Linked DNA regions of Homo sapiens: region 1 is linked to region 2. The links are chromatin loops, found by intact Hi-C in ENCODE. Cell type or tissue: gastrocnemius medialis. All regions are shown on one strand. Links, peaks and the distances in the headings refer to the core of each region. The heading gives the core; the rest is flanking DNA. Region 1 has its middle 99 kb from the start of FHL2. Region 2 overlaps FHL2 (four and a half LIM domains 2).

Region 1 (15,089 bases), core at 2,675-10,674, 110 kb after region 2:
GTATTTTGGAGGTCATTGTTTGATGGTTAAAACTTAACCCCCTCCTGCCCAAATGTTTTCTGGATAAACAGCTACAAAGCCAGGGACTCTACTTATTTTTTTCAATTAAAGCAGCTTAGAATGACCCACTTATGTGCCTTCTGCTTGGCACTTGTGCTGCATTACTGTGGCCTGCAGTTCACCTTGCCAATGTCAATACTTCTCTGAATGAAATCAAATTGCCTTGCAACTTGGAACTTGGACCCACCTGTTCTCCTTACTTTCACCGTCATCATGGAGACCTTTGCATCTGAGTCATAGGTCTCATGTCTTCCTGGAAGACATCAGAATAATTTTACACAACATATAATGGAAAGGGACAATTCCATGCTTTACTTCTCAACTCCTATTCCCAGAGACAATAACTTCAAATTCTTTTATCTGCTTCTTCTAAACCAGGTAGTACAAACAAGTTATTTGATAAAATGGAACACTTAGCTCCATTTATCAAGTAAGTTGTTTATACTACTATTTCTTGCTTTTAACATTTTTCATATGTTTCTTGATTTTAAAATGTTATTTAGCTCTTACCGTCTTGTTCTTGTGGGAAATAAGGTATTGATTAATTTAAACCTCACTATCTTCCTCACGCTCTCCTCTTTCTTTTGCCTTCCCATGCTTTCAATATGGCGTTAGCAAACATTTTTGTGAAATCAGTGTATGGTGATTATCATTATGACTCTGTGAATATTATACACACTGAGCCTTGGTTCTGTTTTTGTTTTGCCATGACTCTATTTCCTTTCTTGTTGTGTTTTATAGATTTAACAATTAACTCATTTTTTCCTTATTTGCTTGCTTATTATCTGTCATTAATTCATTTTCAAATTCTGCACTGGGAATGTACATCTCCTAACAAACTGAGAGTCTATCAGTTTAATCCAACCCACCCTTTTTCACATCCTTTCTAGAGTCCCCCTGTCATCCTGTTCCAAACTGCACTGATTGCGTTCTAGCTGCAGAATTTCTTTTCATCTCCCTTGTGAGAATTCCTTTTCCTTTCTCCTGGGTTGTATCTCTTGATTCCTGGATCTTAAACCTTCTTTTTTAATTTTTTTGAACATTTACTCATTTTGGTAGAATACTTTCTTACATAGCTTCTTCTTTTTTTGTTTAATGTTTTATTTTTGTTTTAAGTTCTGGGGTACGTGTACAGGATGTCCAGGTTTGTTATATAGGTAAATGTGTGCCACAGTGATTTACTGCACCTATCAACCCAGCATGCATTAGGTATTAAGCCCAGCATGCATTAGCTATTTTTCCTAATGCTCTCCCTCCCCCGACCCCACCCCTGACAGGCCCCAGTGTGTGTTGTTGCCCTCCCTGTGCCCATGTTTTCTCATTGTTCAACTCCCACTTATAAGTGAGAACATGCAGTATTTGGTTTTCTTTTCCCACCTTAGTTTGCTGAGGATAACGGCTTCCAGCTCCATCAATGTCCCTGCAAAGAACATGATCTTATTCCTTTTTATGGCTGCATAGGATTGCATGGTGTATATCTTACATAGCTTCTTGAGAAAGACTGCATGGGCAATAAAATCTCTGATATTGTGAATGCTCAAGTACTTTAGTCTGTGCACACATATAACTGTCATTTGGCTAGGTATGGAATTCTAAGATGGAAATTATTTTCCTTCAGGATTTTGAAGGTATTTCTCCATTGTCCTCTAAGTTCCAGTTCATTGTTGAGAAATTGAATGCCATTTTCATTTGCATCTGTTGAATTTTGCCTGGTTAATTTTACTTCTTTCTTTCTGGAGAAATGTAGAAGTCCTCTTTGTCCCTGGGGTTCTGGGGCTCAAAGTTTACCATGATGAGTCTTGGTTTGAATCACTTGGGATTCTTTCAGTCTTGAAACATGTCACATTCAGTTCTGGAAAATTTTCTTGTGTTTTATCTTTGATTATTTTCCCACCTCCATTTTCTCTATCTGCCCTTTTTAGAAGTTCTAATATCTTCAATGGATCTACCAATGTTCCTATTTTTTCTTTTCTATTTTCTCTATTTTTTGCCTTTTTATTCTGTCCTTTAGGACATTTCTTCAATTTTTAACTTTCAATCCTTCTAACTGAATTTTATTTCTGCTATCACAATTTTATTTTTTTTAAAGCTCCATTTTGGTCTTTGAATGTTTCTTTTTATTGAATCTTCTGCCTGTCCCATGAATACAAAGTCTTCCTTTACCTCCCAGCATATTAACTTCATTTTTTAATGTCCTTCTACTTCTATATTTTCTGTTTTTTATGAACTTGTCTTGGGTTGTGTGTGTGTGTGTTGCTGCCTTTCATGTTAGAGATTTTGCTTAAATCTTTTATCTTTGGCTATACACTCATAAGCCTTATGGCTGCAGAAACCTCAGGTAAGTCCCCTTTATTTCTCACAGCAGCAGCTATTACTCATTTTATATAAGTTTATAAAGTTGCCTTTGGAAAGAAAATCAAGCTCCATCTTTGATTTATTTTTAATTCATTTTAATTGAGTATTAAATGTTCAATGCTACATTTGAAAAGTAAGAATCAAAACTTTGATTTTCTAAAGCCTGAAGTACAAATATGTAGGACTAGATTCTAAAATGTTCTTTAAAATAAACATTCCTGGTTGAACATTGTACAACACCATCTCTATTGCCAGAGATTATCTTGCAAAAAAGCATGACATTTGTTGTTGTGGAAAATAGAGTAGGAAATGGAAGAGAAGAGGATGAGGCTGAGAGAGGAGGAGCCTTAGAAATGAGCTCCAGAAATGAGGAGGGGGAAGTGGCTTCCCCAGATCCGAGGACTATCCCCATGTGGGACTGGTGGTAATTGGTGCCACGAAGCACTCACTATATGCACCTACTGTGAGTGATATGCTCTTTATGTAGATTATCTTGTTTAGTCTTTACAATTTTATGATACAGTTTTCTTGTTTTGGAGGTGAGGAAACAGAGGCTCAGGGAGGTGAAGCAAAATGCTAAATTCTACGTAAGCAGTACTAAGTGACAGAAGTGGAATTCAAGCTTAGTTTTGCCTAACTCCAAAACCCATGTTCTTGAACTACTTAGCCTCCAAACTGGATTCTAAAGCTACGCCCAAGGATGAGAAAATGGACTTCTATAGTGGTGGCTTGAGAAAGAAGACCTACAAATAGAGCTATGGTTTAAAGGATGATTCTGAAACAGGAAAGGTTCCCTTGTCCCTCTCTCAGGGTGTGCGATGGGGGAGTGGCTCACTTCTTCAGTGCCCCACTGCTCAAACTTCTAGGGGAGCATACAGACAGGCAGGCTGTGGGGCTCCAACCACATGGCGGTGTCTAGGGGTGAATGTTTACAGCTGAAGCCCCAGTGGGGGTGTGTTACAGGGTGGTCTTTTAGTTTAGCTGTCTATAGGCAGCTTGTATTAACCAGCTCAATTAGACCCTCTACCTTGTCACAAGAACAGAGGCTTTCTGTATCCTGGGTTCTTGCCTTGGTGTACTAGAAGAATCGGATCACAGGTGGGCTTGGAGAATGAGTGCAAGGTTTTATTGGGTGTAGGTACCTCTCAGCAGATGGGGGAGCCAGAAGGGTGATGGTTTTCCCCTGGAGTGGGGACACTCAGTGGCCTGGGCTCTCCTCCCACCACCCTGGCCAAACTCTACATTTTTCTGCCAGTCGACTGCCTGCGGGCACGCCAGTGCCTGTCAGTGTGCTACCAACCTCCTCTCGACAGCCAGCCGCTTGCGTGTTCCTCCGCCAGTGTGTTTCTCTTGACATCCAGCTGCTTGTGTCTTCTTTCCACCGATCCGCTCCTCTCAACGTCCAGCCACTTGTGTGTGTGCCCCCTTGGGTCTCAGGGTTTTAATAGGCACAGGATGGGGGTGTTGCGGGCCAGGGTGGTCTTGGGAAAGCAACATTTGAGCGAGAAGGCAGGAGTGCCTGTCCTCACCCAGGTCCGTGGGCACAGGCCCCGGGTGGAGCCCTCACCAGGGACCCGCCTTTCTCTACCCAGCACTTCCCTGCCTCCTCCTGTATCAATTCCTTACTCAGAAAAGTGTGCTTTCAGACTTTTTACTTTTGGATTTCTGGCCCCAATCAGCCAATATCAGTTCATTATAGAATCTACAGAGACACCATAATCTTCCTATTTTAAGACACAATTTTAATTGTAATTTTGCTAAACTCTCTCCTAAGACAAGCAGCAGCTTTTTATCGCCTGTTATCTAGGGTGTTGCTTTCACAAATCCACACCCTCTGGGCCCGTCACAGGCAGCCAGATCCTGGGACTTCTCAGTCAGTTGCTTTGCTGACGGTTCTTCAGAGGTGATGAGCTGTGTGTGAAGGCCCCCTTCAGACCATGGTCCCACGAGGGCATTACACATCAGGCATATGTGCAGAGATTAGAAACTTCTCAAGGATTTCATGTTCTATTCCAAGAAGTAAGGTCTAAAAATGAAAACCCATTTTAAGCTCTTTTGTGGTTATACTTTTGGCAACATGGAAGGAGGACAAACCTACACAGTTTTGTGTTGCTTTGTGTTTTTTGTTTGTTTTGTTTTGTTTTGTTTTTTGAGACGAAGTCTCACTCTGTCGCAATGGTGCAATCTCGGCTCACTGCAACCTCCGCCTCCTGGGTTCAAGCAATTCTCTTGTCTCAGCCTCCCAAGTAGCTGGGATTACAGGTGCATGCCACCACACCTAGCTAATTTTTGCATTTTTAGTAGAGATGGGGTTTCACCATATTGGTCAGGCTGGTCTCAAACTCCTGACCTCTGGTGATCCACCTGTCTTGGCCTCACCAAGTGCTGGGATTACAGGTGTGAGCCACCATGCCCAGCCTGCTTTGTGTTTTTGATTTATCAGGCTTTCTCTGGTACTATTTCACAAATTCAGGCTTGATAATTAATTGCACACTGAACTGAGGTCAGAATGTCTAAGTCAAATGTCAGGTGATCTGCTGGAAATGGAGCGAGCAATATCCTTCTTATCCCTTTTGCTTCAGTGAGTGTAAGATCTAATTTCTTGTGCTAAAAAAAAAATCTAAATACACGATGGAAGCCTTATCTTGAGATTTTAAAACTTCAATACAGAAGCATCTTTGTTTTTCTCTTGCGTTCTGCCAGCCTCTTGCAGTAGAAATAAGCCAAGCTTTCTCCTACTCTCTCTAGGGGTAGAAAGACCTTGAAAGCATCGGGGATTTGCATGGCTGAGTTCCCTGGGAGGGTAGAGATACAACAGTTGCCTCTCTGGGACTCATTAGACTGTTTTCCTAATCTGAGCATCCAAGCCCACACTTGCAAGGAAGGGTTTGTAGTTAGGATCTGCAGTCTTCTCATTCTGCTGCTTGTGCAGCAAAGAAGCCTCACCCTGGCATGTAGGGACAAATGAATGTGTCCTAACCTTTTGGGCAGGCAGGCCCCAGAGGGAAGGCGATGGCCCCAGCCGTTATTATTATAAATAGTTAGCCTCTGTTCTCCAAACAGAGGCATGTGTGGCTATCTCAAGTTGCATGTTAACAGAGTTCTAGAGAAAGCAAAGTTTCCAGTCGCCTTTTTGATAAACACATTCTTGGAAAGGACAGCCTGCTACCTAATGAGAGACCCTAGGGAAGATATTTTGAGCAAGTCTAAGGCCATCTGTCTGTACTCTTTGTGCTCACAGTGTGAAGTACTCTCTCTCTAGTTTAATTCTCAGGGGTGGTGAATCAGGATCCAACTGGCAGTTGGGATCAATGTCTGTCAACCGTCTAACTTTGAGCCAGGTGGGCAGCTGGATCCCAGGATGTGGGACTTTCCATGGCCTTTTCTCAGATGTGACATTCCCTGCACCCATCGTGGCTACAGGGATGTGAGGAGAAGGGGTGAGGAAATCCCTCTCAAAGCCCCCAGCCCTGGATTGATGCTCTGCCGCCTTTCACTTGCCCTTTTGTCCAGACCATCCTGTCCTTTGACACCCAGCACACACATGGTCAGGCCTTTTACTGGAATGAGGGAATCTTGAGATACAGGCGATGTAATGAGCAAACTACATGGCCTGGGTTGCATGTTATATACACATGTGTGCACGTGTATGTGTGCTTGTATTTGGTCTCAAAGGCACTGTTTATCCTCATTGTCTGCTCAGTCCTCCTGGGGACAGTGTTCTTTCTTTGCCACACTTCCATCCTTGAAGCCACAAAGATCTCTGGATACAAAGCGACTTTTCCTACTAGGCTTCAGATCCACCCTTCAATTTCAGGGATAAATGAATCTCCTGGAACTAGTTTGCTTCTTTGTTCCTCTGGTATTTCCTGGAATAGGTCCCTAAATAATTTCTGAATTGTCCTTACCATTACTATGAGTAACTCATTCCTTGCCTAGCCCAAGAGCTGTCTGATGGGAGTGGCCTTACAACTCTTACAACTCGGCAGTCCCTGTCCTCCTGGCCTCCGTTGCCTTCTTTCTCCCTCTACTCCCTTCCCTCCTATTTCCCTTTTCATGCCATTCAGTTAAACGCTATACAATTGCCATGTCTTAAGGTCAACATGGGAACTTCATGTGGTTCAACTGAATCACTTTGTCAACTGGTTGCACTATCTCTGGAATCTCCTTCCAATCTCCCATTTTAGATATCACAAACATGAGCCTCCTCACTCCCACCCAAGTTCCCTTCCCGAGGAACAATGTTTCTAAGAATTTTTTTTTTTTTTGAGATGGAGTTTCTTTCTTGTTGCCCAGGCTGGATTGCAATGGCGTGGTCTCAGCTCTCTGCAACCTCCGCCTCCCAGGTTCAAGAGATTCTCCTGCCTCAGCCTCCCAAGTAGCTTGGATTACAGGCGCCCACCACCACGCCTGGCTAAATTTTTTGTATTTTTGGTAGAGGCAGGGTTTCACCATTTTGGCCAGGCTGGTCTTGAACGCCTCACCTCAGGTGATCCTCCCGCCTCGGCCCCCTAAAGTGCTGGGATTACAGACGTGAACCACCGTGCCCAGCCTGTTCCTAAGAATTTATCTCAAATAAACATCAGAACAATTCTTTGAATCTCAGTAACCTAATTCTGGTTCACACCTGCATACCCCCTTCCCAGTCAAATGATGAACCTTCTCAAATTCAAATAGGGTATTTTCATGCCCCACTGTGAGCTCAAAATCACAACACAAATGATCCTATTTCTAAATTTAGAGGTTTAGATACATATAGAAAGGGAAAAAAAAACAGACATGTTATTAAAGCAAAATCAGCAATAAGTGTCAAATATCAATGTCATTTCATGTTATGAGCATGTTTTAGTATAAAATAGTTTTGCATAGAAAAAAATGGGGGTTTTTGCATAGAAAATAGGTGAAATAAGTATCACATGAAGCACACATCAAAAATAACTGGCTTAAGCAGGTTTATTGAGGATCTTAAAAGAGCATCCCAAAGGCAGTGTCCTTCACTCTTGACCCAGCACAGGAAGGCAGGGGTGAAGGGACAGTCTTGCCAAGTCAATCTGGCCAACAGGACAGTGCTGAGAATAGCTACTGGCTCCCATCCTGAGGAGCCACTTCTCTTGTCAAGTCTGTACTCTTGAGAGTTCTGAAATGGAAACAGAAGGGAACACAGGCAAAGCCTTCTCTGAATTGTCCAAAGGAGATTGTTTGGAGGGTAGGAAGCGGTCTGGACTTGTGAGGTGTCCAGCTTTGCAACACACTGACCGAGTGGCCTGGAACATGTCCATTCACCTCTCAAGTTCTTTATCTGAAATTCAGGTGGCTAATAAGGTCGTCACGGGGCTGTTATATTGAGATGAGACCATCTGGGAAGTATTCGGCCCAGTGGCTAACACATAGGTCCTTAAAGATTTGTTGAATCAAAATTCAGTCAGAATAACACATGTCCCCACTCCTTGAAACAGTTGAAACACTGGGAATTTCTGAATCTACTTTGCTTGGAAATAAGAGACATTTTAATAGTATAAGACATCCTGCGATGCAAAATGTCATCTCTATACTCCTACAGTTGTAGAGAATTAGGAATATCTGTGAAGAGTCTGAGAGCTCAGAATGAAAAAAAGAAGAAAAGGAAAAGACAAGAGTGGAAACTACCCATGAGAAAGCCAAATGAAATTAAAATCCCCAAACTATTTTATCGTAGAGACTACAAAAGACAGAAGTCACATCACCTCCTAGCTTCCCACATTCACCAATCACCTAGGTAAGTATAATTCTAGATTATACTACCTAGATTAAAAAACACCTAGAAAGTCTAATTTTGACCTGGGATATGTCAAAAAAAATGTAATGTCTTTAATTGGCCTACATCACATCTGGCTTTCTTCTGTACTCCCACTCACAGTGAAACCCAATTATTTCAGCATCAAAGTGGGTTAAAAACTCAGTTTGATCCAATATCTGAATTAGTTTATTTAGGAAGTGTTTAATCTCTCCTTCTAAAGGTCATATTCTTTCAGGTAGCTTCTCTCTTCCTCTTCTGCTTCTCTATAGGGATGAGTGGTTGCTTATGTGGCAACCTCATGGCGTTGGGGAAACCAAGTTGTTGGAATCCCTGGGTGCGCTTGTTCTGCCCTCTGGTTGCTGGGGACATATCTTTTCCATTTGACTGCTGCATGTCCTGTAGGTTTTCACAGTTGTTTTGTCCACAGTCGTGTACCTTGTGATCTGCTTCTTAAGTAGGGCCTTGGATGACAGCCTTACTTCAGCTCTGCCTGGGGACCTTTGGATTTGAGGTACAACGTAGTAGTGAGTTCCTGAGTTTTTGTCTCACAGATACCAAAGTAGATTTTGGAGAAGCTGGCAACCCAGAAACACTAATGGGAGAAGAAAAAATGCCCCAAGAAAGGCCTGCTCTCTTGAGCCAAAGAACCAAGAAGTGGGCATGGGCAACCTAGCAAAGTAGAAGGATAAGAAAAGATGTTCAATGCAAACATCAGCTTAAATGAAGCAGGAGTGGCTGTGTTAAGTTTAGATAATGTTTATTTATTTATTTACTTATTTATTTTTTATTTTTTTTGAGATGGAGTTTCACTTTTGTTGCCCAGGCTGGAGTGCAATGGTGCAATCTTGGTTCACCACAACCTCCGTCTCCCGGGTTCAAGTGATTCTCCTGCCTCAGCCTCATGAGTTAGCTGGGATTACAGGCATGCGCCACCACGCCCAGCTAATTTTGTATTTTTAATAGAGACGAGGTTTCTCCATGTTGGTCAGGCTAGTCTCAAACTCCCGACTTCAGGTGATCCACTCACCCAGGCCTCCCAAAATGCTGGGATTGCAGGCATGAGCCACCGCACCTGGCCAGATAATGTATATTTCAGAGCAAAAAAATTTATGAGGGATGGGAGGTAAAAGTTTTTCTACTACTAGGAAAACTTAGTAGTCCTAACTGTATATGCACCCAATAATAGTACTGTAAAATATGTGAAGCAAAAATGATAGAACTCAAGGGAGAAACAGACAAATCCATAACTATACTTGGAGACTTCAACACTCCTCTCTCCAAAACTGAAAGAAAAACTAGACAGAAAGCCAGTACAGACGTAGAAAAACAAAATACTACCCTCAAATAGGATCTATTCAGCACTTATAAAACACTCCACTCCAAAACAGCACTACCTATCTTTTAAAGCACCTACAGAAGATATACCAAGATAGACCACATCCTGGACCTAAAAATGAACCATAATACATTTAAAATAATTGAAACCAGGCTGGGTGTGGTGGCCTATGCCTGTAATCCCAGCACTTTGGGTGACTGAGGTGGGTGGATCACTTGAGGCCAGGAGTTCAAGACCAGCCTGGCCAACATAGGGAAACCCTATCTTTACTAAAAATACAAAAAATTAGCTGGGTGTGGTAGCACATGCCTGTAATCCCAGCTACCAAGGAGGCTGACTATCACCTGAACCTAGGAGGCAGAGGCTGTGGTGAGCTGAGATTGTGCCACTGTACTCCAGCCTGGGTGACAGAGTGAGACTCTGTCTCAAAAAATAAAATAAAATAAAATAAAATAATTGAAATCATACAGAGTATGTTCTCTGACCACAATGGAATCAAACTAGAAACCACTTATATAAAGTTAAGAGGAAAATCTTCAAAAACTTGGAAAAGAAACATCACACTCCTAAATAATTTATAGGTCAAAGAGTAAGTCTTGAAGGAAATAAAAAATGCATTGAACTGAATAAAAAAATACAACATACCAAAATTTGTGGGACACAGCTAAATCCATGCTAAGAGGAAATTTTATAGCACTAAATGCATACATTAGAAAAGAGGAAAAGTATCAAATCAGTCATCTAAGTTCTCATTTCAACAAAGTAAAAAAAGAAGAGCCAAATAAACCCAAAGCAATAGAAGGAAGGAAATTTAAGAAGATAAGGGCAGAAATAAATGAAGTTGCAAACAGAAACCACAGAGAAAATCAATGAAACAAATATCTGGTTCTTTGAAAAGATCGGTAAAATGGATGAACCTCTAGCAAGACTGACAAAGAAAAGGAGAGGGAAGACATTAAATATCAAGATCAGAGATAAAACAGGGGCTATTGCTACAGACCCTACAGACACCATAAGGATAAGGGAATACTATAGACAACTCTAAATACAAATTTAACAATTTAGAGGGAATTGATCAATTCCTCAAGACACACAAACTAACTCACCCAGTATGAAATAGATAATCTGAATAGCTCTACAACTACTAAGAAAATAGACTTTTGGCTGGGCACTGTGGCTCACTCCTGTAATCCCAGCACTTTGGGAGGCTGTGGCAGGTGGATCACTTGAGGTCAGGAGTTTGAGACCAGCCTGGCCAACATGGTGAAACCTCGTCTCTACCAAAAATACAAAAATTAGCTGGTTGTGGTGACAGGCACCTGTAATCCCAGCTACTTGGGAGGTTGAGGCAGGAGAATCACTTGAACCTGGGAGGTGGAGGTTGCAGTGAGCCGAGATCCCACTACTGCACTCTAGCCTGGGCAATAGAGTGAGACTCTGTCTCAAAAAAAAAAGAAAAAAAGAAAAAAATTTTAAAAAAAGAAAATAATATTTCAAATTTAACACCCACACCCCTCACTACCCAAAATCTCCAGGCCCAAATCATTTCACTGGGGAATTACACCAAATTTATTTTAAAGAATTCTGTACTATCTCTTCTAGAAAATAAAAGAGGTAGAAACACGTTTCTATTTATTTGATGAAGCTAGTCCTACCCTGATATCAAAACCAAATGTAGACATTGTTCTTACTGGAGAAAGACATTGTTTTCTCTCTAAGATCAGGAACAAGGCAAGAATGTCCTCTTTCACTGCTGCTATTCAACATAGTGCTGGAAGTTTTTACCAGTGCAATACGGCAAGAAAAGGAAATTAAAAACCTGTACATCAAAAAAGAAGAAATAAAATTATCCTCATTTATGGATGATAAGATCATCTTTGTAGGAAATCCTAAGGAACCTACAAAAAAATAAAAAACTGTCTAGGACCGATACATGAGTTTTTAACAAGGTTTCAGTTTACAATACCAACATACAAAAATCAATTGTATTTTAATATACTAGCATTGAACATGTGGAAATCAAAATAAAAAAATAATGGCAATACCAAATGCTGGTAACGTAACAGAGAAACTGGATCTCTTGAACATTTGTGGTCTAATATAAAATGGTAGAGTCACTCTGGAAGCTCCTTCGGGCCAGACCCTGGGCATTGTATTTAATTTGAACTACAAGTATGGCAAGTTCTTTGTGACTATTTTGTATGCTTTAAGAATAGTTAAGCAAAAGTTTAGTGCCTAGATGCCTAGATATGGAAGAAAAATTGATTAGATAGTTTCATCACTTTCTGTTGGTGGGAACTTAAAACAAATCATGCAGTAGTTTATCAAATATGTTTTGAACTTGTATGTTTCAAGCACTGTTCTAGGTGCTGAAATTAAGTGGTGAACAAACATATCCTAAGGCTTTTCACAAAGGTGAAAGGTTAATACTTTCAAAAAAACAAATAAACATTTGGGTCAGTTGATCTCAGTCTTGGAATGAGCATTAATCTACAATTATAAGTACCCTACCCCATTTGTATTTTCATCACACCTCCAAGCATCCCCGAGGCCATAGGAGAGGGGCTGTGCTTGCAGGAGAGAGGTTTGTTAGCAATCTGCTGCTACTCTGACTGTTCTTTATTATTCATCTCTTCCTCTGTGGTTATGGTTATTTGAGCTGGAGATGAGCTCTCTCCCCAAAAACCCTTGTTCTCATTAGTCGGTTGGCATTACAAAGGCAAAAAGGCATGACTCTTCAAACCACTAGAGAGTCACAGTCCTTAGTTATTTGCTGGTGAGATGAAGAAGCCAACTTCTTAGGCTGAGGGCAGAAAACCTGAGCTCTCACCCTGGGAAGGGAGCCTTTGGGAATGTGGTAGTGTATGACTATCAGGACCCAGAGATGTATGAAGTTTTTGTTTTTTAAAATATGTTTTACCGTGATGCTATTCTTCCACTAGTGAACAGTCCTGGCATCTTGGAATATACGTATCCATCTTCCATGTGTTTTCAGGGATTGATGATATTTTCTTTTATTTCCTTGTGAAACTGCTTTCTTCAGTTTGCTCTGGGCATTTTGGCATTACAAAGCACTTTTTGGATGTATTTGCCTCTCAAATCATAAGGACCAGGGAAGAGGAAGGAAGGAAGTAATAGTATCAAGTGGACCTGAAAGGAAACGTCAAAGTTTTCTAGTCAAAAGCCTTGTTTCTTCACCTGTGAAAGTTGGTGTTATCTTCCTCATTGTTTAGGCTCAGAGAAGTTAGGCAACTTGTACAAGGTTTCATAGTAGACAGCAGAAGCAGGATTCAAATCTGCCTTGAAGAGAGGGAGCTATGGTTCCATACTACAGGGGTACGTCACATGCCATCCTAAATGAGTCTGTGTGAGATCTTTGCTCCCTGAAGTCTTCCGTCTCTAGAAGCCTCTGGTACCATGGTGGCACCAACAAGGCTGGTCAGCATCAGCCCCAGAGGATGGCAGCTCTAGACAATGCCCCTCCCATGGTGGTCGTCCATTGACATCATCATCATACATACAACAGAGCAAATTTGGGTGCACCACCAGCATGAGCCACCGTTTTCCAGAGAAGAGAAAACCAGGGCCTTGGAGGGCTTTGCCCATAGAAAATCATTAGAGAATTCAGTCCAGTCAAGAAGTAAAGCATAGCTACTAGGCCAAGAGTTTTCAAACCTTTTGGTTTTAAGACCCCTTGATGGTTTTAAAAATTATTGAGCATGCAAACAGCTTACAGTACTGATATTTAATATATTTGAAATTTAAACTGAGATATTAAAAATAGTCCATTTAACATAACAATAAACCCATTATATGTTTGCATTACAGGGTATATATTTTATGAAAATTAAATATTTTTCAAAACAAAAATATTTAGTAAAAAAATTGGCAAATTGTGAGGCATGGACTATGAAGGCCAGAGTGGTTCCTGCATGGACTGTGAAGACCAGAGTGGTTCCTGCCTTCTCCTTTGAAATTCTCTTTTTGCTTATGCTTAGCATCACACAACATACAAACTTACTTCATTGCCCTGAGTTTTTTGCTGATGTTACACATGTCAGCATTGCCCTTAATGAGGTCCTTTCTGATCTTGGCTCATATTTTTTGGCCTGTTCAGAATCTCTGTCAAGAAGCAAAGCATAGCTTTGCTATGTTGCAGTGCCACAGTTGGAATCCATTAGTACCTATTGACCTTAGCAACAGAATCAACAAGCTCAAGTTCTGGCAGTGAAAATCTCTGTCTGGGATCTGCAGGAAAATCTACCATGTCCCCATGAGCATTAGAGCCTGAAATAAGACACTAGAACTCTTAGACATCAGTCTTATTTTTGTTGATATGAAAAAACAAAGTGATCTTTCTAAGGCTGATTTTTTTTTAATTTAAGACCAAGGATTATACCAATTTGCATGGTTTTACCACATTAAAATTGATATACTGTAAACTAGTCAAAACATGGTGTATTATCCAATGGGCCTGAGATCTGATTTCAGCTTCATTTCACTCCAGCTGTGAGCATTTGGACAAATTACCTCACCTGTGTGAGCCTCAATTTTGTTAATGGTAAATGGAGATAGTTATAGATGACCTTTAAGTTTGTTAGATGATTAAATGATGTAATTCATGTAAAACACTACCACCATCCTCATGATAAAGATTTTTCTAGTCCAGGTAGGAATTATTTTTAATAAATTATTTTGATGGCCATATGCCTCTACTCAGCCTTCTCAGATCTTGGTCTTACACAAGGACTTCAGTAATTAATAAACTCTCTGATAACTATTTGATGAATATCTGCCTTGTATCCAGCTCTGTGCTGAGCATTTTTGAGGAAATAAAACAAACAATACAAATCCTTTGCACTTAAGGAGTAAGTAATCTAGCATGAGAGATAGAATTTACAGATAGATGCTGTGTAACAATTTATAGAATCTTAAAAATTGGAGAAGAACTTTAGGATTTATCTATGACAACCTTCTAGCCAATGAATAAAGTAATTTATTATGGAAGATCAATGAATAGTAGACCAGCAACAAGCTGAATGACCATTACTAACAGTGTGCCAATCATAGCTAGGGAAAACACTGTTTGAATATTTATCATGTGTCAGGCATTTTTTTCTTGGTATTTCACATATATTATTTATTTAATCCTTCTGTCATTCTTCTGAAAGAGGTATTGTTTATATCACTATTTTTCAGAAGGGGAAACTGAGGCACAGAGAAGTTAAATATGAAATCAGAGAACATATCTTAGAACAACATTAAACAATATTTTATGCCACTCAATATTTTTTTCAAGATCATTTCATACTGGACTTCAGCCTATCTACTGTTACCGGTACATGCTAATTTTTTATTTGTCCTTGTTTACTTTATTTATATTTTAAACATAATCTAATCAGAGATTTTCTTGTGAGGTTACATTGGCTTCCTTCAATGCCTCCATCTTCCTCTTAATTAACCTTACAAGTTTAGATGTTGTGATGGTGTCTTTGACACTGCATTTATTTCAAGCAAAAAAGTTTAAGTCTCCATGTATTAATCCCATTGTGAGTATTGGTG
Region 2 (15,089 bases), core at 2,616-10,615:
TTCTGACTCATGCTACAGCATGGATGAATCTTGAGGACATGACGTTAAGTGAAACGACAAATCGGTCACAAAAGGACAAATACTGCATGATCTCACACATGTGAGATACTTAGGGAAGTCACATTCATGGAGACAGAAAGTAGAAGAGTGGTTGCCAGGGGCTGGGATGAGAGGGGAATGGGAGTGAGAATGTGTTCTGTAACCCATTCATGCCTGAGGTTGCAATTTTTTGAATTTCTGCAATCAGACCTTGGCGATGATCTTGAGCAGTAAGATATACATAACTCCCACATGCTTAGCATTCCACTAATGGAATACTAGGCGTAAATGGGCTTGATGGGGGTAGTATTTCAGATTTGCAAGAAGCAAAAGCTCTGGGGATTGGTTGCACAGCCATCTGAATGCACTTACTACTGAACAGTACTCTTAACAGTGGTTAAGAAGGTAAGTGTGATGTTCTGTGTATTTTACCATAATTAAAAGAATAAAAAAGTAAGTTTTGGCCAGGCGAGGTGGCTCACGCCTGTAATCCCAGCACTTTGGGAGGCCGAGGCAGGCGGATCACCTGAGGTCATGAGTTCGAGACCAGCCTGGCCAACATGGTTAAACCCCATCTCTACTAAAAATACAAAAATTAGCCAGGCGTGGTGGTGCATGCCTGTAATCCCAGCTACTCAGGAGGCTGAGGCAGGAGAATCTTGAACCCGGGAGGTGGAGGGTGGAGGTTGCAGTGAGCCAAGATCGCACCATTGCACTCCAGCCTGGGCAACAAGAGTGAAACTGTCTCCAAAAGAAAAAAAAGTAAGTTTTGATTGTTATGTAGCAGGTAAAAAACACCGTTTCAGAAGTTACCTCTGTCCCCCTGTGCAGGCGAGCCACCTCATAGAGGACTGCTCGTTTGGGGAAAAGCTGCAGAATGTTTTCCATGACCCAAGAGTCACTGTCTGGCTGGGACAAGAGACCTGAAGGAGTAGGCGCCAGGGAGAGGGGAGGAGATCCTTGGCCTCTCTCTGGGAAGATAGTTGCTTTTTACATGGTGGCTGCCCTGCCCAGGGAGGAGGCATTACGCCCAGAGGGGTGGCAAGTTATCAGTGACAAGAGAGGGAAGAGAAATACAATTTCTAGAAAATTTGCCTTTTGGGACTGACCTTCAAGAAAAACTGAGAGAGAAATCTCCAAGGTCAACAGGAAAGCAAAGCCACTAGATGTCACCACAGCCAGTGCTCCGGTCATTAAGTCCCCAGATGGAGGAAAGAGCACATCAGCATGCCTGCACAGACATGGAAAAGCTGGCTAAGACATGCACATGGGTCCAAGGCACTGCAGAATTCCATTTTTCCTACAGTTAATATTTATGGCACAAAAATGCAATAGCTACAGTTTAAGACTGATTCATTGACACGTGACACTTGAAACTGTCCCTCTAAATGTGGATATTATCCACATGTTACTGGACTAAGCATCCATGCAAGACTTGGAGACCTTCTGCAGGCGCAGCCTGTCCCCCCACACCCTGCTCTATCGGATCCCACCTCGCAAGGTGAAGGCCGCATTCTCTCAGGACAACCTGGTCTGCTATATCCCCTGGGAACCATTTCGCCTTGGCTCCTGCCAGATGCTGCCCTTTCCCTTCAGGCTGGTGTAGAGTGGACACCTGAAAGTGCTCCCCATCCCATTCGGGTTGGGGCATGCAGAGATCCAGGTTTTGTCCTAAGAAACAAAAGACAGAGTGCCTTCCACAAAGTGCCTTTGCCTGCCCAGGGCTGCGTTATCTCGGCATCATTCCCTGGGGCCATCTGCACTCAGCTCCGCAACGTTTCTCTCAGCCTACCTTTATGACTGCACACACAAGCATTCCTGAGTGAATATGCGTGCAGCAGTTCCTAATTCTAAAACCTTCTAAAGGAAACTCTTTTCCCTGAAGATAAATATTAACCTATGCTCACGTTCTTAAGTTTTGTGGTGTACAATAACTAAAAATACTCTGTAAACAAGCTTGCATCATTGTTGTTGGTGGGTCCTCAGTGGGAACAGAACTGGCCCACCTCCCTGCTGCAGTACAGGGTGGTGGGCTTCCTGGGCCAGAAATGCCTGAATGCCTGCTGCATGCAAGCAGGATGGGAGAGCATGAGGTCCCACAGTCCACATCTCTTGTATCACTGTGGGTCAAGCGCCCGCCCCTCTGGGATCCCAGGAGCACGTGATTAAATTGCTTGGTTATTTCACCCTAGGGGTTCAATTCAAGGGCCCAAATGCCAGATTGACTAAACTTAAATCCTGGCTCTGCCCTATGCCACGTACATCACCATTGGGAAGTAATTGAACCTCTCTTGCCAGATTTCTGACCTGTACAGCAGGAATAATGGACCCACTACTGGCTGTAACAAGCATGTATAACAGTTGCTGGTATGTATTACAATTGCTCAATGGATGTTAGTATAAGTCATTATTTAGACCACAGCTAATAATGAGAAGAGTTGCCTCAATGTGTCACTTGCTGAACCTACATTTCCTTATGAAGACAGTCCTATCAATGAGAATATCTGCCACCTTAAAGCTCCACGTTGGTAACTCTACCACTCTACTTTTGTAGGTGCTTTTTCATTTTAAATCTAAAATTCTTTTTCTTAATTCTTCATACCTATTTTGAGCCATACGATAACTCTATGAAATAAAGTTTTATTCTTATAGATGAGCAGATTCAATGTAACGACACCAAAAAGTGTTTTCTCCAACATTCCCACTGCCCTTCCACCTGAAATGATCCGACAAAACTAAACTGTGCTCCTGTTTTTTACCTGGCACGTCAGCCCCTTTGCAGATTGACCCCAACTCGCTTTCCAACCTGACCCTCTGCTCTGGTCCCCTCTTCCTCATCTCCATGCCTTTGACCATACTCTGTCCCTGGCCTTTGAATGCCCTTTCCCTTCTCCCCAAAAGGCCAAATCCCACTTGGCTGCAAGTCCCAGCTGAAATCTCATCTGTTCTGCAAAGCTTCCTTGGCCAGGGCAATGCTGGCTTCAGGGAAGCCATGTGCCACGCCGGCGACCTAGTTTGTATGTCTCCTTCCAAATCCTATTTGGAAACTCGTAGGTAACTAATTATGCCACGGGGTTTCCCTGTCACTCTCTGAATGGGGCGCCCAGTTTGTGTTGTCTTTAGAAGTCTGAGTCAAGTTAATAAATTCATGTCACTGCTTCCTCCTGGACTCGCTTCTTAAGAAAGTTCACAATAAGGAGGAAGTGAGGAAAGACTTTATGATAAGAGGAAGGTAACTCAATACTGCCAGGTTTGATTGTTTTAGAGATCTTGGCCAACATGGTATTCTCTGAGTCTCAGCAGGAGGGAAGATTTTAGCCACACGATTCCCTAGAGCTTAGAGGTAGACTAGAAAATGCCACCAAAAGGCCTAGAAGCGAGATTGTCATTGATTAGACCCGGGTGCCTGAGCCTGTGCTTCCTATCACACTCTGAATCTTTACCTGTGAAGACCTAGTGCCAAGTGACCCTTTTCTTTTCTTCTATCTATCTGTTCTGTCTGTCTATCTATCATCTATCTGTTTAGAGACAGGGGTCTTGCTATATTGCCCAGGCTGGTCTCAAACTCTTGGCCTTAAGTGATCCTCCTGCCTCAGCCTCCCAAAGTGCTGGAATTACAGGCATGAGCCACCACGCCCGGCTCAAGTGACTCTTTCCAAACAGAAAAGCTCCAAACCGATTTTTAGTTTCAGTTATTAGCACCATGCCGGTAGCTTAATTTTGCTATTTCATTAGTACTCCATTGTGAACAGCAAACATGAGTGTAACAGAGATAGCACTTCGATGCTGAGAGGAACAGGGTAAGAAATATGGACACCTTGACAGACTTGCTCAAGAACTTTAAGATGGAAATATCCGGTTTTAAATTCCTCTAGAGAGAAATTGAAAACAAAAAGAAAGAAAAAAAAAGTCTTTTATACTTCCCAGAAAAAAATACCAAGGCTAATCTTGTGCTCACAGAAATGTCATACATTGCAGTAAAATGTTGATAAACATGTACGATTAGGCCCACACACTTCCTTTCTGGTTTTGTATTTTTCCATTGCAGAAACATTCCTAACATGGGCTGTGCCTGTTGCTTGGCTCCGAATGTGTCCTTTTTGAGACTTTAGCTGAGCTTTAGTGGCAAGTGGCCTGGAGGGAGCCCTGGACCCCTCAGTTAATGGAAGGTGGCTCTGGGTGGCAGGGTCACCCAGACTGAAACGTCTGGCTCTCATCCTCCCTCCTTCGCACCCCATTCCACCAGGGCTGGCACCAACCATTCTTCAGATCCATACGATTTCACTTCAGACATGGATTCTCATGTCATTCATGCTCAGCGTTATGAAAAGATATTTTCTGCTTGAGATCATCAGGTTTCCAACTGTACATTCTTTCAAATCCTTACAAATAAAGATGCAGAAAAATGGACAACAGCAGAAATGACAGCACTGTGTTGGCATGTCACAGGTGCTCCCTAGACGTTAACTCACTCAATTACCCCGACAGTCCCGTGAGCTAGGAACCCCAGTGTATAGACATGGAAACGGAGGCTTATAGGTGGCAGGACTTGTCCCCTTCGCGCAGCTTGTCAAAGGTGGAGCCAGGGAGATTTGGTTCCGGGGTCCAGCCTCGGTGCATGCGAGGTCACTGCTGAGCGCTGTGCACCTCTGCTGCTATGTCTTGTGGCTGAACTTTTGGTTTTATGCACTGACAGGCCAAGTTCGTGCACTGACAGGCCCTTCTCATGAAATCCATCCAGACAGCTTTGCTTCTGATCCTAGGACCCTGCTTGATTAAATTCCCTTCACAGACAGATTTTTGTCTTTTAGGAGGAAATCCAAATAAATACGCGTTTTCAGTGCTCGTTACAAACTCTGTGGACAAATTCTACACGGAAGAAGATCCAAGAAGGTAATTTGCTCATTGAGAACTTAAAAACCACCCCAACAAATAAAAAAGCACCAGGTTGGCAGGCTGGACCCTGAGAATGTGACTGGAGTAGGTGCTCTTCCCAGAAAAGGGTCCAGAAAGACCAGCGAGGGAGGCCTGTGTTACACCGAGGACAGAAGGGTGGGTTTTTCAAACCTGACCTTACACCTTTCACTAGGCTTGGTCAGAAACCTTCCAAAATATACTAGGGGCATCTAGATTTAACCTGTATGTGTGAAAACCTTCGTCTCCTATTTCAGAGCCCTGCCAGGTTGCTTTCTGCCAAAATATCACTGAACATTTCTGTCCATTACCAAACATTAACTGAGACTTTTACAGCCAATTTGATCATCACTTCAATGTTTCCTATTAGCTACAAAAGCTGGAAAGAGAGTTTGTGAAACAACTTGAGCCTCAATTCTGCAATGTAATCATCACCATCTAAAGGGGCCCATGAGAAGAGTAGGGGCCTCTGACTGAAGGTCACTTGATTGAGGCCAGGTGGTCACCATCTCTTACTCATAAGGACTGACCACATCTGGCCCGAGAGTCACATAGACAGGGTCCTGCCCGAGGCTGCAGGTAGCAGGTGGCATCACATGCTAGGTGAGGACCCTCCGGGTCTGGGCTCAAATTGTACCTCGGATACTTCCTAATCCCTTTAACCCTTGGCAAGATCCTCATCCTCTCTAGGCCTCAGCGGCTACTCCATAAAATGGAATGAAAAAAGTTCCTACCTATAGGGTGTTAGGAGAAATTTAGATCATGCAGTTTAGGCATTTACAAGTGCCTGGAACAAGTCATCAGGCAATACACAGTGGTTTCAAAGACTACCACTAGAAACTAAACCCTGAATGCTAGTTTCTGATCTGCAGATCTTTTGTTCTTGTTTATTATTTTTTTTTTCTCTTTGTAGCACCCTCCAAGCACATGGGTGGGTATGGTGGCCAGTCCAATTTCATGGCATTGCTTGCAGACCCATGGAACATTCAAAGTCTAGGTTACGTGTGTCGCCCAGGGCTTAAAATCACCAATTTGTTAAATGCACAGTATTAGCAGCTGTCTCTGGAGTTATTGGCCAGCCTATTTTTTATTTTTATTTTTTTAAGATGGAGTCTTGCTCTGTCACCCAGGCTGGAGTACAGTGGCGCAATCTTGGCTCACTGCAACCTCTACCTTCCAGGTTCAAATGATTCTCCTGCCTCAGCCTCCCAAGTAGCTGGGATTACAGGTGCACGCCACCACACCCAGCTTATTTTTGTATTTTTAGTAGAGACGGGGTTTCGCCATGTTGGCCAGGCTGGTCTCCAGCTCCTGGCCTCAAGTGTTCCACCTGCCTCGGCCTCCCAAAGTGCTGGAATTACAGGCGTGGGCCACTGTGCCCAGCCCTATTTTTTCTTTAGTTGGTTGAATTTTTGAAGCCCAGAACGTAGGCAGATCCCCCAAAAACTCTGTAATCAGTCTACGAAAATATTTTGTTAATGCTAACAGGTATCCAAGAAAAGGTTCAGGAAGCATGTAATGTCAGAGGATCATAAAATTGTATTAGCATTGTCTATTCTCCACTATTACACTGGCCATACAAATCAATAATCTTTACCCTTTGAGATCACAGCATTTTCCCAGAGTAACTTAATAGAAATAAAGATTACAATTCAGTGGCTACATAGAGAGGATGTTCAAACTATATAACAGGCTCTGAAGTCTTGCCTGTCTCATTTAAGTAGGTCAGGACTCTCAAAATTAGCCTAATTCCCATAGGCATGCCAACATTTAAAACTCACACACATGAACATGTCCTTTAGAGGGAAGTAGCTGAGGCCTGTGGTGGCTGTGCTATTTTAAGAGAAGAGATTGGCCACCAGACCTAAGAGCACAGTTCCTCTATCAGGTATCTCCCCGCCTGCCAGGATTGTGGGCTTTACTTCCAGAAAAAAACAGGAACATTTTTTTCTATCATTGCTTCCACTACAAACCCAACTACCCGATTATTTTTGAAAGTCAAGAAAAGCACGCCTAAAGCATCAAAAGCCCCAAATGCCAAGGTCTCGCTTCAACTCAATGTCTCTTTTTGTTCCAAAATGTACAAAATCATACAGTGTAACCCCACGTATCTCAAAACATTAATCCGGGTTGAAAAGTTCAGCACAATTCACTCCTGGCTTGACAGCAGCCTTGATGATTTTGGCTCCATTTGGGAGACTCTTGTTTATTTGCTCATAAAACATGCGTGGAAGGATGACGGCTTTTAAGGGTCTTTCCACTAAATCACTGGAGAAACAGCAAGTGATTTTTGTTTTGTTTTTATTTCAGCCACTGGTCAGGGATGATTAGCCCCAAATATCCAAAATCTGTCCTTGAAAGTGAGACTTACCTTTTGCCAGATGATATCTGAACCTCTCACCTACGTAAGTATTTCTTTTCCAGCTAAAGCTTTTATAATTATATTTTTCTCGGGCTATCTACTTCTTCCTCAAACTGGACATTTTTATTGATGTTTCCAAAATGAAAAGCGACAAAGAGAGAGGGTGAAGCTTCTGAAAGGTGTGTGGAAGGGACGTGTCACGAAAAGAATAAGGAAGTAGTCAGCAGAAAGGTGGCAGTCTGGAGCTTACCCTGTCAGCTGCTAGAAGAGTACGAGTGCGAGTGCAAGGGCTTGTATCTACATACTAGAAAGACCCTATGAAGCAGACCCCTGGTTCTCCCCAGTTTTTTTTGGGTCTTTTTTGAGACAGAGTCTTACTCTGTGTCCCAGGCTGGAGTGCAGTGGCATGATCTCGGCTCACTGTAACTTCTGCCTCCCAGGTTCAAGTGATTCTCGTGCCTCAGCCTCTCAAGTAGCTGGGATTACAGATATGCACCACCACGCCCAGCTAATTTTTGTATTTTCAGTAGACACAGGGTTTCGCCATGTTGGCCAGGCTGGTCTCGAACTCCCGGCCTCAATTGATTCACCCGCCTTGGCCTCCCAAAGTGCTGGGATTATAGGCTTTGAGCCTATGCCCCTGGCCTGGTTCTCCCCATTTTATAGATGTGGAGATGTGCACGGAAGGGTCAAGTAACTGACCCAAGGCCACACAGCAAGTGAGACACAGAGCCTGGGCTGGAACTGGGCAGTCTGGTGGCTGAGCTCTCATGCTTGTCCTGTTAAATACATGAAAAGGGACAGAGAAAAGTCGTCAGGTGCAGTGAGACACGCAGCAGGCAAGACAGGATACAGGAAGATACACAACTTTTAGAGTAGCCAGATCAGCTATTTTTGCTTATGGTATTTCAAAGGTTTGGCACAATACCACTGTTGAGTTTCGTTTCTTTTACATTCAGCACAGCATCTGCCCTGAAGCCAAAAGACACAGGGCTGCAGCATTGGTTTAGGGGGCTGGTGCTGTACCTCTTTCGTCTCTGCTCAAGGCAGAGGTCTCTTTCGCTACAAGATGGAAACCATCCCTCAACTGTCACTAAATCCCTGGGAACAGAAAGTGATGGTGCAGCCTTCTGATTCCTGTCTTTCCTAAGAATGATGTGATCAGAGAAGGAAATAGAAGGAACACATGTTGGATGTGCTAGAATGATCCAACTGCATGCATGGCCTAAGTCAATCAGTCAGCGGCAATGTGCTGATATTAACGACCAGGGAGGAGAGCAGCAAAAATCCCTACAGAGCACAAAGCAACGAGAGCAGAAAAGAGATAGTAAAATGCCATGAACTGACTTGGTGCCCATTCAGTTGGGAATTCCTTTAGAGATGCCAAAGGAATCCCATTTTGTAGCCAGTTTCACGGCACTCAGGATGACAGCCACATGAGGGGTTTCACTGGAGTGTTTTAGAAGCCGTTTGCGGGTGAAGGTATCAGAGAGTTCAGAGCTATGGATGGGTCCCCCAGGGTGTCCTTCAGCAATCCAGGTTGGAACAAGAGTCTGCTGAGAAGCGCAGGTCAGGGTTCACCACCCTCAACCACGGGGCAGTTGGTACAAGTGACCAGTGGTCTTTGCTGAACCACGCTGTGACATACCAGGAGAGCCATGAACACATTTCCCCATTGAAAGGAAACAATACAAATCCTGTCCTTCTCTCATTAAAGGAAAAGAGCTCACAATCTTCCAAGGACTTTGTGCTTTTATGTGCCCATTTATCCAGGAACCAACTCTGGTTCTCTCATGTACACATTCATTCATCAAATATTGACTGAGCACAGCACCTGCTCCACGTTACTCACCACGGGGCAAACAGACAAGAGGAAGAGAGCACCACCCTTAAGAAAGTTCCAGTATTGGTAGGCAGCTGGGTAGTTAGATAAGGGCACTAATTGCTAGAATACAGAAAATGTACTTAGAGATACTAAGCACAAAAGTCCTGGCAAGGCCCTCACCCAGTGCTTGTGGGCAGAGATCACATTCGCTAGAGGGAAGAAGCTTCCGAAAGGCTACACGCAGGGTCCACGCCCCTCAGAGGGGGCTCAAGAGACAGACTTCAGTGGTGGATCAGGGCTTCAGCACAAACCACAGAGAAACCCGTGTTTCCTAGGGGAGCGCCGGGGACCCGCAGAGGCCCGCAGCAGGTACCTTGCAGTCACAGCCGATGGGCTTCCCACACTCCTCGCAGGTGTTGGCGAACAGGGTCTCAAAGCACACCACGCAGTAGGGGCTCTCCTCCCGCAGGATGTACTTCTTGCCAAAGAGAGATTCGTTGCAATGGTGGCAGTCAAAGCGCTCAGTCATTTTGACTCCTGGCTTTTCAGCAACCTATCAAAAAGAAAAGAAAATCCAAGTCCCATTAAGCACTCTCTGAAAGGGGTGCACGCAAAGGCATTAACTGTCCCACTGTCTGTCATCTTTAGCCGAAAGGTGGCTAATTCCTCTGGATGAATAATTAAAACTCACCCTTTAATCGGTCATAATTTTTAATGATAACACCTTTTTTCATTAGCTAGGGCGGTTTTGTGTTTGAATGCATTCCACTTTTTTTTTTTTTTTTTTTTTTTTTGGAGACAGAGTCTTGTTCTTTTGCCCAGGCTGGAGTGCAGTGGTGCGATCTCGGCTCACTGCAACCTCCGCCTCCCAGGTTCAAGTGATTCTCCTGCCTCAGCCTCCCAAGTAGCTGAGATTACAGGCACCTGCCACCACACCCAGCTAACTTTTATATTTTTAGTAGAGACAGGGTTTTACCATGTTGGCTAGGCTGGTCTCAAACTCCTGACCTCGGGTGATCTGCCCACCTCAGCCTCCCAAACTGCTGAGATTACAGGCGTGAGCCATCACGCCTGGTCACATTCCACTTCTTGAAAAGCACAAATTATTTTTTACTGTGTCAGAAAAAGCTATCTCAGTTTTAAATGCAGGTAAGGGCTGACACCAGAGCCCCCATCCTGTCCGGCTGTGACCCGGCCTTGCATCTTCCCCTTCTCCCTGCCTCCAAAATAGAAAGGCAGGCATAGAAATAATACGTCCATTTCTATAAAAAGATTTTCCGTGAGCTCCTCTTTATGATTCATGATTTGAATAGGAAGAAATCACAGTGGCAAAAGGGAGGGAGATCTGACCTGGGAAACCTGAGATTAGATGCAATGAGGGCACTAATACCCTTGACCTGGGAGTGCAAGCTGCCCTTGCACAAGAAAAACTGCCAAAGTCCCTGAGGATGAATCATTGCTCCCTGCGGGTAAGATCATCCTGCAGCTGCCCAGGTACCCTGAGAGCAGGATAAATGGAAAGACTCACTTCCCAAAACAATGATATCAAATAGTCAGAAATGCAGTGGCTGCAGTCAGTGGCTCTCTGGGCAACACCTCAAGCCCTTCCAACAGGAACAGGACACTGGCGAGGTTGCAGAGAAAAGGGAACATTTATACACTGTGGGTGGGAGTGTAAATTAGTTCAACCCTTGTGGAAAGCAGTATGGTGATTCCTCCAAGAGCTAAAAACAGAACTACCATTTGACCCAGCAATCCCATTACTGGGAATACACCCAGAGGAATACAAATCATTCTACCATAAAGACACATGTACATGAATGTTCATTGCAGCACTCTTCACAATACCGACAACATGGAATCAACCTAAATGCCCAGCGATGACAGATTGGATAAAGAAAATGTGGTACATATACATCATGAAATACTATGCAGCCACAAAAAAGAATGAGATCATGTCTTTTGCAGGAACACGGATGGAGCTGGAGGCCATTATCCTTAGCAAACTAATGCAGGAACAGAAAGCCAAATACTGCATGTTCTCACTTGTAAGTGAGGGCTAAATGAGGGAACACATGAACACAAAGAGGTAAACAACAGACGCTGGGGTCTACTTGAGCGGGGAGGGAGGATGGCAGGAGAGAGAGGAGCAGAAAACATAACACTTGGGTACTAGGCTTAATACCTGGGTGATGAAATAATATGTACAACAAACCCCTGTGACAAGAGTTTACCTGTATAACAAACCTGCACATGTACCCCGAACCTAAAATAAAAGTTTAAAATAAGGGGTCTCCATGCCCGGCACACTGCATTTTTCTAGGATGAATACGCAGTGTGAATAAGCAGCAAGTGATGGGCCCTCCTCTTATGACCATTCCTATAAAATCATGTTAGAATGATCCTGGAGAGAAAAAGCCTACCACAGGAATAGCTGGTGTGGAGAAACGGCCATAGGGCATTAAAAACACAGACAATTTTCTTCAGGAATAAATGGCAATATTCCATTTGCTAAAAGTGGAAAGTTTTCTCTGTTCTTAAATAGGTACACTGGGCTGGGTGCAGTCACTCACGCCTGTAATCCCAGCACTTTGGGAGGCCGAGACAGGTGGATCACCTGAGGTTGGGAGCTTGAGACCAGTCTGGCCAACATGGTGAAACCCTGTCTCTACTAAAAATACAAAAAAAAAAAAAAAATTAGCCGGGCTTACTGGCACATGCCTGTAATCCCAGCTACTCAGGACGCTAAGGCAGGAGAATCATTTGAACCCAGGAAGTGGAGGTTGCAGTGAGCTGAGATGATACCACTGCACCCCAGCCTGGGCAACAGAGCGAGACTCCGTCTCAAAAAAAAAAAATAGGTACACTGGTTGGCTATGTAACTCTGAGCAAGAGTTCACAGGATCTAAGAAAACTTGGTTCAATTTGCAGTCTTCAAAAGATAGGCGAGTGAAATGCCAGAATCAGACCTTCTGATGCAAATAAAATATTGCCGCCTGGTTTGTGATTACAGTAATTTTGTACTATTGCGTATACACGATCCTGACAACTGTAAGCAAGGAAAAGATCATCTTTCAAGAATTCATTCTTGGATATTTCTGTGTTTACAGAATAATTCTCTTCCAAGAGCAATAAATATGCAGCTGGACACATGCGGCAAGATCCGTCCTTCTAAATCACTCTTCCTGGAGTTAAAGAAAACATTGTCTGGACATTCTTGTGATAACATCACAAGATGAGGCTCTTGAGCACTTGAATTATTATTCTGAAGCCCAACGTATAAATATCCTTTGTACCGCAGCCATCTCGAGTTGGAGCAGCCATGCTGGCACAAGATTCAATGCTTTCCTGTAATTGTTCAGTTATTGGCCTTGAAAGTTGCTGTCATTTATTTCATCACAATTGAGAGCTGTTTTTCCAACATATATGTTTTTCCAATAAAGGGTGTGATTTAGCTGTGGGACAAGAGGCTCACTGCCCATTCCATGCCCACAAACATAAGAATAATAATTTGGGAATTTGAAATAAGAACGATGAAAGGACAGAGAACTATAAATTGCGGAATTGTAAAAGCTGGAAACAAATCCCCAGATTATCTATGACAACTTCCTCATTCTATGGATGGAAAAACTGAAGCCCACGCATATTTATGAAAAAGAGGGTCCACTGAGCTTTCTCAAATAGCCGTCTGACTTACAGAAAATGAACTCCCAGTCTAACTTGAAAGGCCGTCTGTGTGGGTCAGGACAAGCACCAGCCCTGCTAGGGAAGGGAGACAGTCTACAGCCTCTGTTAATGTCTGCAGAGCTCCATTTATGTTGGCAGCTGGTGAAAGGGGTACACCTGTTTTCCTCTGAGGTAATAATCGTGATCACGGTGCTCATATACCTGATATGTGTTTTCCACTTCCTCTGATTCTACAGGACCAGGACAGAAAAAAACAAAAACAAAAAAAATCTGGCCAGGTGCGGTGGCTCACGCCTGTAATCCCAGCACTTTGGGAGGCTGAGGCGGGTGAAACACGAGGTCAGGAGATTGAGACCATCCTGGCTAACACGGTGAAACCCCATCTCTACTAAAAATACAAAAAAAAAATTATCCGGGTGTGGTGGCGGGCACCTGTAGTCCCAGCTACTTGGGAGGCTGGGGCAGGAGAATGGCGTGAACCAAGAGGTAGAGCTTGCAGTGAGCTGAGATCGTGCCACTGCACTCCAGCCTGGGCGACAAAGCGAGACTCCGTCTAAAAAAATAAAAAAATAAATCTAAGAGAATAAACTCTGAAAATAAGTAGGGCTCCACATTTGCTCAAAGTACGACTGAGGTTATGAATGTCATCATGGTGAATGTCATCATCAGTGATATGATGAATATCATTATCAGTGATACCAGCTCCCAGCAGGAACAGTAGCAGCTGCTATCTGCTCAGTGGGTCCACCTGGGAGGAGGCACTTGGCCCTGTGGTTCAGCTCCTAATTCTACAGAATTCTTTCTGAGAGTGGTGGATCCCTCTTCTACCTTGTTCCTCATCTTCTAAGAGGACACTAGAGTTCTACAAAGAGCAGAGAGCATTTCTACTCCAACCAACAGGGCAGAGCATAAAATGAGCAACTGCTGCTACCTAGGAGCACAGCAGGATGCACTGTGTGAAAGCAGGCCCCTGAAGGAGTTCCACACAGTTACATACTGCACAAGCCCTGAGCATCAGAATAAAAAGTCCATGAGCTAATAAGCAAGCTCAGAGCTTCCCTTCTATTACAACATGTTTAAAAGTATACCTATTGTCCTGTATTAGAAATCTCCTATAACTTGCATTTTTTTTTTTTTTTTGAGACAGAGTCTTGCTGTGTCACCCAGGCTGGAGTGCAGTGGCATGATCTCAGCTCACTGCAGCCTCCACCTCCCGGGTTTCAGTGATTCTCCTGCCTCAGCCTCCTGGGTTGCTGGGATTACGGGCACACGCCACCACACTCAGCTAATTTGTGTGTGTGTGTATGTGTGTGTGTGTATGTGTATTTTTTTTTTTTTAGTAGAGACGGAGTTTCACCATGTTGGCCAGACTGGTCTCAAACTCCTGACCTCAGGTGATCCGCCTGCCTTGGCCTCCTAAAGTGCTAGGATTACAGTCATGAGCCACTTGCATTTTTTACATCCCATAAATACCTGATTGCTCATTCATTCACTGAATAAACATTGGTTGAGCTGGAACTATGTGTCTAAAGTCATGAAAAGTGCAGAAGATACAAAGATGAATAAAATGCAGGCCCCTCCCCTCAAGGGACTTGTTATCTAGTGAGGAAAAGAGATATATACCAAACAGACTACCAAGCCCCTTACTCAGTGCGTGCTGGAGGTGCACAGGTATGATGGGCACGCAGAGGAGGAGCCCCTGAGAGAGCAGGCAGGCATCCCAGAGGAGATGCTATCTGTGCTAGGAACAGGTCAGCCAGGTGATATGGCAGGTCAGGTCAAGGGGTGGAGTAGGCAAAGCCAGAGACATGAGAGACAGAGTAGGGTAGGCAGAGAGCCCAGGAAGATGGAAGACCCAGTCAACAGCCAAGGCAATGAGGGCCTGGATGCCTTGTTCATGGACTTGGGTATGCCTCGCAGGCAGTGGAGAAACGGACAGCCCAGTGAAAGTTTACTGCATGGAAGCCTGCCTTTACTATGCAAGACAGGGGGCAATGACTCCTAAAAAATGTATCAGGGTATCAGAGCCCATTTCTGAATGATTTCTTCAAATAAAAGTAGGACATCTTGGTTCTACAAGGACTTATTAACCTAATTGTGTACAATCCATTTACTCTCTGTGAACTCCACATCCCTCCTGACAGGTTATCAATAATTCCTGCTCCTTAGCTGGTACACAGGAATGCTGAAAGCATCAGGCAACAGCCTGCAGGGAGATGCCCAAACATAAGGCGCAACCCCTCCTTTTTATTTCACTGAATC

Evidence for each region. A loop is a pair of places that touch in the nucleus more often than their neighbours do. Peaks named below come from ENCODE experiments on the same cell type or tissue, not always from the same donor. Only the 100,000 strongest peaks of a DNase experiment are listed, where the experiment ranks them.
Region 1: a loop joins it to region 2, with 1.9 times the contacts of the local background. A loop is called at or near these places in 8 of 110 quality-filtered maps.

Annotation. Positions count from the first base shown.
Region 1 is chr2:105,490,938-105,506,026 of GRCh38, forward strand. No RefSeq gene overlaps it. Among named protein-coding and RNA genes, the nearest start is that of FHL2, 99 kb to the left of the region's middle. RefSeq lists an enhancer at 1-237. In gastrocnemius medialis, for the core only: no CTCF peak of the experiment used is centred there; a DNase peak (open chromatin) is centred at 7,474; H3K27ac peaks cover 4,833 bases.
Region 2 is chr2:105,376,848-105,391,936 of GRCh38, forward strand. It overlaps FHL2 (four and a half LIM domains 2), which reads right to left. Exons shown (of 7, transcript NM_001318895.3): 3 at 9,514-9,693. The coding sequence starts at 9,669. It also overlaps a transcript of C2orf49 not described here. Among named protein-coding and RNA genes, the nearest start is that of FHL2, 15 kb to the right of the region's middle. In gastrocnemius medialis, for the core only: a CTCF peak has its summit at 7,540; DNase peaks (open chromatin) are centred at 3,054, 6,815 and 10,544; H3K27ac peaks cover 7,491 bases.